Regions from separate parts of the Homo sapiens genome. Here region 2 is linked to region 1. A link is an interaction called in ENCODE POLR2A ChIA-PET data of the cell type or tissue named here. Cell type or tissue: PC-9. All regions are shown on one strand. Each heading gives the region's core, and the rest is flanking DNA. Links, peaks and the distances in the headings are about the cores only.

Region 1 (4,748 bases), core at 336-4,335:
TAAACCCTTCATTCTAAATCAAGGGAATGAAAGAAGAATCATGCCTAGGAATGGTCAAGGCAGAATCCTAAATGGTCTATATAGTTCCCCCACCTTTCATCTTGATTATTATCCAGGAAGCAGCCAAAGGGAATGCTGTCTTTCAGAGACAGCCAAATCCAGTGACCAAACTGCCTTACTAAGGAAGAGGTGAGAAGAGTAGAGCTGGAAATTTTCCTATGTTGATTTTTGAGGAGATCCTTTCAATGCTCAAACTGACCAGGTGCCTGTGGGTGTTACAGAGCACGGTAGCCCATTGAATACCTTGACCAGCAGCTCTGTAACATCAGAAAGCTGAAAACATGACACAGATTAGGATCAAGAACCATGGTAGTGTGGCCAGAGTTGGCTGATTGGACTGGAAGAGCAACACTGTGACCTGAAAAGGCACTGACAGCAGTGAGGCAGCACTTTAGCCCAGAACAGTTAGTAAAAGTTTCAACTTAGTCATTTTTCCAGGAATGAATAAAAGCAATGCCTCATGTGTTGTGGCCTCCTTCACTACTAAAACACTGGTCAACTTTAGCAGGATTCACAACTTCTGACATGCATTCGTAACTTCTGTGTCAGAGAGATAGAGTCCCTTACTTTGTTCCTAGTCTATAATAATGGGTATGGTGCTGTGTTTAGTAGCATGATGGATCTGGGCAATAACGATGGCAATTGGGAGTGTTCAGGTTTGATTCTATTCAGTCTTCTCAGAGAATGAGATTTTACCATGGACATCTACATGAGTGACGAATTGCTCCCTTGCCATGATTTGTATCCGTCATTCACAGCTCCAAAAAGGGGTATCTTCAATTTGCCAGCTTGTGGTTTTCTACAATTGCTAGTCCATTGGCAATAAGTCAGTAAAAATATAGCATTTCATCAAAGGAGTAGTAGCCAGAGCTGTGAGAAGAGCATTGAGTTTTGCGCTCTGAATGGACCGACCCCATCCATTTTTCATTCTGCATTGCAGATACTGAGGTTAAATGGCTGTGGTAGTCCAATGGACAACATTAAGCTTCAGCTTAGCTAAACTGTCAATGAACCCAGTCAAAGCTTTTAGGGAACATCTGTGAATCAAGGACCCCTTGGAGCCAGCTTTTCTGTACATAAAAAGAGTGGAGATAAAGCTTCCCACAGAGGGATAACTGTCAGCTATTCTTGTAAAGCCAAGATACCTCTGAGGTCAGGGATGTTGTTAAAAATATCATTGGCATTGGACAAGCAAGGCTGGTTGGTAACTCAGTAACCTCCCATCCTGGTAGTTATTGAGTCTGAGTTGACATACACTCAAATGGAAACGCTCAGCAGTAGCGTTACAAGTCGTCCATGGGCCGGGAGTTCGGTTTTGGCAAGACCCCAGGAACAAGCCAATACTTGCTTCTCAGAAAGGGTGGTAGCTGCGTCACAGAAGCAATGAGTCCAAACCATAAGAAGCTCCCCTAAATAGAGGTTACTTTCCTCTGATAGGATACTTGGCAAAGCCAAGTCACAGAGACTTTCAATGTAAAGGAACTTATTTTGTGGTTTTATTTGGGTTAGTAAAAATCTTTATTGAGAAATGAGGGTTCCAGAATATACTTTGAATTTACTAATATGATTGTTCTTAAGGGATTTTTTTTTAGGAGTGTGGGGCCCCAAATGTAGAGTGTGCCACAACTTTCTAGACAATCTATTAATTTGGACCTCACACACAAAACATGCTGATTTGTGGCTTAGCCAATATAATAGACCCAGTAGAATGCCCCAGGTAGAAATACACTGTCCCGAATAGTCAAGCAGTTCAGTAAGGTGTTGGGCCTCATTTTGGTGGTAGAAAGCTGAAGCAATATTTTTTTCTTTGACTGCTAGGAAACTGACATTAAGAATCTGCCCATATATGGAGGTTGCAGTGAGCTGAGATCGTGCCACTGCACTCCAGCCTGGAGGACAGAGTGAGACTTCATCTCAAACAAAACAAACAAAACAAAACAAAACAAAACAAAACAAAACAAAAGAATCTGCCCATATAGTCTCAGGAAACTTTACCTGGTGACTCATAAAATGCTTTCTTGTTTCAGTGGGAAACAGTCTTCCAAGGCTACTTGCTATACAAACATCCTTGAAAGATAGCCCAGAAGAAAGGACAGCCAGTGCCTCTGCTCACAACACATGCAAAAATGTGAGCGACCCATGGAGAATTATCTCTCAGTACTACACACTGAAAAGGGTGAATTTCACTTCATGTAAACTATACCTGATTTTTTGAAAATCCATTTAAGCTCTCATTGAAGAAATCGGAAGGATGGGAAGGTGATCTCAAAGTTATTTCTTCACTGTCCTCAAGGGATTTATTTCCTCTGTAAGACATTTTTGGGTTTTGTTTATTTTTTTAAACATACAATTGGATTGCAAACTAAACAAACAAAAAAACGTGCAGATCCTTAAGTGAAAGGACCTAATAATGTACATACTATATACTCAAATGCCATTAGCACTAAATTTATTAAACTGAATTCATTCACTTCTACATACCTTGAGACATATATTGAGATTAGTGAAGACATATTGCTTGATATTATAATTGCCACTTATTTTCAGAAAAGGTCAAATGTGTGATGATCTATTTCTTAGTATTCCAAAGGATCCTATAGACTCAGGAATAAAAAAAGTCTTGAATAATTCCATGAGAAGAATGGAAGTTCCTGTCATTGATTGCATACTCTGAAACTCAATATTTTACTTAATATAAAAAGAACTTACTCTAGATTGCTCTATAGACAAAGGGTTTCTGGGTCTTTGGCCCATAATGGTTCTCAGTTCTGACTGCATACAAGAATTACCTGGGGAGCTTTAAAAATAATGATGCCAGACTCCATGCCTACAGAGCTTGATTTAATTGGTCTGGGGTGGGGCTTACGCTTTGGTGTTTTAAAACATTTCCCATGTTATTCCAGGGTTACAGCCAGGATTGAGAACCCCTAGCCTGTGCAATGGAATATGCTGCCATGTAAGTTTGCTGTAGCTCCTTGGTCTTGTGAGAACATTTTAACTCAGAACCTTTAGTATTATATAACTGTTTGAAAAAATAAAAGTACACAAAACAGTTTAGACATTTTATGGCTTTGACTTTAAAATTCGGAATGAAAGGTGAGACTCAAAGTATGTCATTAATTTATTTCAGCAGTTCTTAATTTGGGCGGGATGGAGGAGGCAAATCGGAACCACCTGGGTCATTTTTTTCAAATTAAAATAGCCATGTTCCCACCATGAGATCTTAATATTTGAAAAGGCATGTGAGTTGGGGAGGGAGAATTGTATAATTTTTAAAAGTTCTCCAGATGATTCTGATCCCCACATGGCTACAACTAATTCAACTTTTGTAGAAAACCACTGGATTACTTCTTTTTCTTCTAACTTGCCAAAGGAGTTAGATCGATGTTAAAAGGATCAGCGGTCAACCACAAGTTTTTACACTCTTGTTATGTGATCAGGTTAATCTTTTGGGAAGCCTCAAAATACACGTCTTATAAGAGGAACGCTATTGGTTAAGAAAGACACCACAAATTAGAGCAATTTAGGCACAGACATAGCCAAAAGCTTTCCTACTTTTAAAAATAAATGTATTCTAGGAACAACTACAAACTTGTGATTATTCTTGGCAATATAAAATTTATACAATGAAAAGGAATAATCGTGTTAGTCCATTCCATGTATCATATTCTGGAACCTACACTTCTCAATAAAGTTTTTGACTAATCCAGATAAAACCACAGAATAAGTTCCGTTACATTTAAACCTAAAAAAAGGAATTTTAAAACTTCATTTCTATGGATACACTATGTATGTGACTTGCTCAGAAAGATAAGTCAGAGGTGTCTCCCTCCAGTTTTTCAACCCCTTGCTACTCAAAGTGTGGTCCGTGGACCAGCAGTATCTTACTACCTTGGGACTTGTTAGAAGTGCAGAATCTCAGGCTCCACCCTACACCAATCAAGTTGGAATCTACATTTTAACAATATTCCCAAGTGATTCATATGCACATTAAAATTTAGAAACTACTGCTCTAGCCCACTGTTTTTAAGACAATCAACTAAACGTCTGCCCAGAAACAAGCAATAGTGCCCATAAAATGGCAGTAGAGCAAACAACATAAAAAATAATTTGTTTTATTAATAACAGAATGATTTACAAGGACAAAAATAAAAGATTTTAAGATCTCTAGTTCTCACCCTAAACCACTGAGGTGGATCCTCACACATTAATGTGGTGGGATTTTCATCTTTCTCTTTGTAAACAGTCAATAGATGATAGAAAGTAAGCTTGTGTTGGTGTAGGTAATAGAGGTATTATGTGTTTTGTTGTTATTCTTTTTATCTCAGTTTTCCATTTCTATTTTGGAAAGTGAATACAAGAGGCTGTAATTTGCTAACAAGCAGAAGTGCAAACTGCTCTTGGGGGAAAAAAAAAATACAACCACAGCCTCCACCTGTTCTTTTTACTTCGAGGCAATGCTATGTAATCCTATTTATCCTGGTATCACATATCAAGGCTAAAGGGGCAAGGAAGGAAGGCCCAAACTTAAATCGAGTCACCTTAAATCAATAAATGGCCTTATGTTCTTTAAAATGATAATGAAAATCAAGTTATTGATTTCCAAAAGCAGCCTCAACAAATTTAATATTAATTTTAAATTTAATATTAATTTAATATTAATTTAAGTATTTAAAATTTTTAAATAA
Region 2 (4,748 bases), core at 331-4,330, 300 kb after region 1:
AGTTTCATAGTACATACTCTAGTCCATCAGATTTCAAAGTCATTGCTCCTAAACACACAGTGGATGATCTCATCTAATACATGGCCACCTTATAGATCCTGTGCAAGACTATATTCATCTTTTCCCGATCACTTCAATTTTGGCCTCAGTGCTGCTAGAGCAAGCATTTGTTGTGACCTTTTTTGCAACTTTATTGAAGCATGATATACATGTATTAAAATGCACACATTTCTAAGTGTACAGTGTGATGACTTTTGAAAAACACCCATGTAACCACCATTCCAATCAAGATATAGAACACTGGCTTCACTCCAAAAATTTCCTTCCTGTCTCTGCAACAAATCCTCCCCCATCACTCACCACAGGAAATTGCTGATCTGATTTCTATAATTATAGATAAGTTTGGCCTGTTCTAGGACTTCATATAAAAGGAAGCACACTTTTATTTATTAATTTGATATGGCAAATACTTATAAGAGCTTACTATGTGCTAGACACAGAGTGCTCTACAAATATCAGAATATTCAATCCTCTCAACCACCATGAGGTGGATCTTATTATTCCTGTTGTACAGATAGTTAAACAGAAGCCCAGAGAGATTAAGTAAATAGTCTAAGGTTACACAGTGGGTAGATGATAGACCTAGAATTTTAGCCCAATAGTCTAGTTCCAGAGCCTATGCCCTAACTCCCACAAAATGCAGCATGAGAATAGATGTAATGATAAGACCTAAATCTTATTCTCTCCTGGCCACTCTTCCAAGCATTTACAAATATTAGCTCATTTAATTCTCATAACAATCATATGATGTAGGCGATATTTTTCTCTTGACTTCATAAGTGAAGAAATGGAAGCACAGCAAGACACAGAGTGGTCATAAAGCCAAGACCTTCACATACATTACATCTGAATCTCCAGAGCCTAGAAGAATGCCTGGTATGTAATAGGTGCTCAATAAAACAAACACATTATACATAATACATTATATCCACTATGATATTATTTGGCTCTGTGTCCTCACACAAATCTCATCTCGAATTATAATCCCCATGTGTGGAGGGAGGAACCTGGTAGGAGGTAATTGGACCATGGGGGCGGTTTCCCCCATGATGTACTCTTGATAGTGAGAAAGTTCTCACGAGATTTAATGGTTTAAAAGTGTTTGGCAGTTCCCCCCAACCCCACTGCCATGTAAGACAAGCCTTGCTTCCCCTTCATCTTCCACCATGATTTAAGTGTCCTGAGGCCTCCCCAGCCATGTGGAACTGTGAGTTAATTAAACCTTTTTTCTCCTATAAATTACCCAGTCTCAAGTAATTCTTTATAGCAGCATGAAAATGGACTAATACACACTGTAAGATTGTATGTGAAATATATTATCAATAACATACTTTATATATACATCATATATGTCTTTTAATAAATGAATAGGTTTATTTTGATTTTTTAGCATCCCATGTATGGAAAACATAAACTCAAAGTGTTTTTTCTATTCTGTCACTCAACAACAATCAATACAAAATGCTTCTGTGACCAAATGCTTGGGGGTTTGCTCCACACACCAAGCAAACCATCAGTTCTGCAGCAGACGCCAGCTGGGTATTCTCCAATTCAATGCTGGACTATCTACCTAGAGGTAGCAGCAGATCCCACAAGTTGAGGGCTCAGTCCAAAGACTGCTTCCTCTTCAGACCTCAGATCAGGCCTATGGAAATTCTGATTAAATGGCTCCAAGTTGGGGCTCTCATGGCCCCCTCTTTGGGTTTGATTAATTTACTAGAGTGGCTCACAGAACTCAGGGAAGCACATTTACTGGTTTATCATAAAGGGTATTACAAAGGATACAGATGAAGAGATGTATAGAATGAAGTATGGGGGAAGGGGTGCAAAGTTTCCATGCCTTCCCTAGTCATGCCAACCTCTATGTATTCAGCAATCTGGAAGCTCTCAAAATCCTGTCCCTCTGGTTTTTTATAGAGGCTTCATTACATATGCATGATTGATTAAATCACTGTCCATTCATAATTGACTTAACCTTTAGCCCCTCTCCCCTCCTCAGAAGTCAGGGGGTGGGGCTAAAAGACCAAACCCTCTAAAATTATGCCTTGGTCTTTCTGATGACCAGCCTCCATCCTGAAGCTGCCCAGGGACTTCTAGCATTCAGTCAATTATTAGTATACAAAAATACATCACTTTGGATAGTCTGAAGACTGTAGGAGTTGTAAACCAGGGAACTGAGCCAAAGACCAAACATATATATTTCACAATATCACACATTCCCGTTCTACAAATGAGAAAACAAAATGGAGAGGTTCAGAAAGTGAAAGTAAATAGCGTCGAAATTTACAAACAGATTGCATGGTTTTAACACCAAGTAAGTAAGTTTGTAAAGAACACACATTTTCCCTGTATTTTTTATGCATTTTTCAGCATTTGCAACATAACTTTTCTCATGTAACCATCATGCCAACCCTACGGAGAATCGCTTCTCACCACTTTACCTGTTAGATAACCAATATGCAGGGGGATTAGACAATTTCCCATGGTCAACTAGCTGGGAAAGAATATAATCTATGTTCATATTCAGGCTGATGATGCAGGTGGGCAGGCAAGCCTTGAAATTGGGCCTTAGCTCAGGAGGGTTCTTGGTTTTTCCCAGGAAAGCATTCGAGGGTGAGCCAACAGTATTAAACAGCAATATTGTATTGAACTGGAGCTGCTCCTTGCAGAGCAAGGCGGACTTGTTGGCAGTGCACCCAGAGTCAGCAGTGTATGGGCTGTTGGCAGCTGTATTTATACCCACTTATACCTACTTTTAATTACATGCAAATTAGGGGGTGGGGTATTCAGAAATTTCTAGCAGTGAAAGTAACTAGAGGTTGCCTTAGGTGCTACCTATTGGTTCCTGCCAGTTCCTTCACTTCATCCTGTCAACCAGGAAATACATCCTGCTGGTCTACTATCTCGTTCCCCCTCAAAGATTAGACACTCCTCCTTAATCTTAAGGGAGCTGCAGAAGGGAGGAGGTTTTTCTGCTGATTTTATGGGGATAGGCCCTGCCTAGCATTGGAGCAGTAAAAATCCCTGGATGCTGCATCTAAGGGGCTTATTGGCCGAATGAGAGCATGTTTTCATTTTCTATGTCAGAAGATGGGATGGATCAGAAGCCTTCTACCACCATTGTTTTACATGGAATTGTTGTAGTCTAGAAGACACAAACTTTATAAGTAGGTTAAACAAGCAAGGAACAAAATTATTTGTAACAAGATAGCTATCAAAGGTCCTAGGAAGGGTGAAAACTAGGTGAGACTAGAGAGGGTACTTTTGACAGTGAACCAGATACAGTTGGGGTCAGTGTCCTGGTTATATCTATGTAACAAAGTGGAATTGATCCTTGGCGGGGGGGTCCTTATTTCCTAGTTTTTAATAGGACCAAGTCTCCTGGTTGAACAGGGGAGCTATTATTTTCCAAGGGGAATGCTTTATTTTCATATTTTTCAAAGGTCTTTTGAACCTGGTCTAAGTTCCAAAGGGAGCATAGTAAGATATGTCTGTCCTCCTGTTTCCCATCATGGCTCAAATTAAGTTTTTGGGCATCTTATAGCCAATTAAAATTTTAAGCCAGATGCAAATGGAGGTGGGCAGGCATTCATTAGTCCTTAAAACACTTTTGAAGCAATATAGAAGCCAAAAACCAAAATACAAAAATAAGGTTACATATTAACAAAATCAAGTTAGGCCAGGCATGGTGGCTCACATCTGTAATCCCAGCACTTTGGGAGGCCAAGGCAGGTTAATCACGAGGTCAGAAGTTCAAGACCAGCCTGGTAAAGATGGTGAAACCCCATCTCTACTAAAAAAAAACACAAAAATTAGCCAGGCATGGTGGCTGGCACCTGTAATCCCAGCTACTCAGGAGGCTGAGGCAGGAGAATTGCTTGAACCTGGGAGGTGGAGGTTGCAGTGAGCTGAGATTGAAACACTGCACTCCAGCCTGGGTGACAGAGCAAGACCCCATCTCAAAATAAATAAATAAATAAATCTAAGTTATAATGGAGGAAATTAGTGCTTTTATAGACCTCTAAGATAAAATATTTCAGCATCAGGCTATAACAACAGTTAGAAACAGAGAAGGAAAAATTACAGGAACTGACAAAAGCTGAAGAAAGAGTTATCTCAGGCTTTCTCAAAGGGAGAAAAAGCTGAAAGCAGTGAGACATAACAATGGTTGAACCTCTGAGATATGAATGAAAAAAGGTTTTAAACAATACACATTATAAAATTAAAAAGCAAATCAATATCTTAAGAAAACTGTTTTAATATAAAGACCATTCTTTAGAAAGACTATTATAAGCAATTCCATGTTAATTATAGCTAGTTTAATCACACACAATTTTTTTTCATAAATTCCTCTTCACAAACCTTATCATGACATACACAGATCATCTATGACATGTTTGGCCTTTCTGACTTGTCTTATACCACCTTTCTCTTAAATACCAGTCAGTTTATTCTAGGATAAGATTTACCATACAAGATTTTCCCTCATTTAAAATTACTTTCTATATCCTATGTTACCAAAAATACATTTTTGTATCTATAACCTTTTCCACATCTCTCTTTTCTACCGACTGGTTCATTTACTTTTTACAACTAAAATGCCATGTATAGCCAATCACTATGTAAAGCCACTTTTCTGTTAGCAATTCTAAAGCCTGCAAACTTTAGCATCTCACCTAGGTAAGAAC

What was found. Peaks named below come from ENCODE experiments on the same cell type or tissue, not always from the same donor. Only the 100,000 strongest peaks of a DNase experiment are listed, where the experiment ranks them.
Region 2: POLR2A ChIA-PET joins it to region 1 with 7 read pairs; 1 of 35 experiments calls an interaction of 5 or more read pairs at or near these places.

The regions. Positions count from the first base shown.
Region 1 is chr1:83,083,830-83,088,577 of GRCh38, reverse strand. It overlaps LINC01362 (long intergenic non-protein coding RNA 1362), which reads right to left. Exons shown (of 11, transcript NR_147074.1): 7 at 2,264-2,366. Among named protein-coding and RNA genes, the nearest start is that of LINC01361, 100 kb to the right of the region's middle. In PC-9, for the core only: no CTCF peak of the experiment used is centred there; a DNase peak (open chromatin) is centred at 2,047; H3K27ac peaks cover 1,550 bases.
Region 2 is chr1:82,780,785-82,785,532 of GRCh38, reverse strand. No RefSeq gene overlaps it. Among named protein-coding and RNA genes, the nearest start is that of LINC01362, 120 kb to the left of the region's middle. In PC-9, for the core only: no CTCF peak of the experiment used is centred there; no DNase peak of the experiment used is centred there; H3K4me3 peaks cover 609 bases.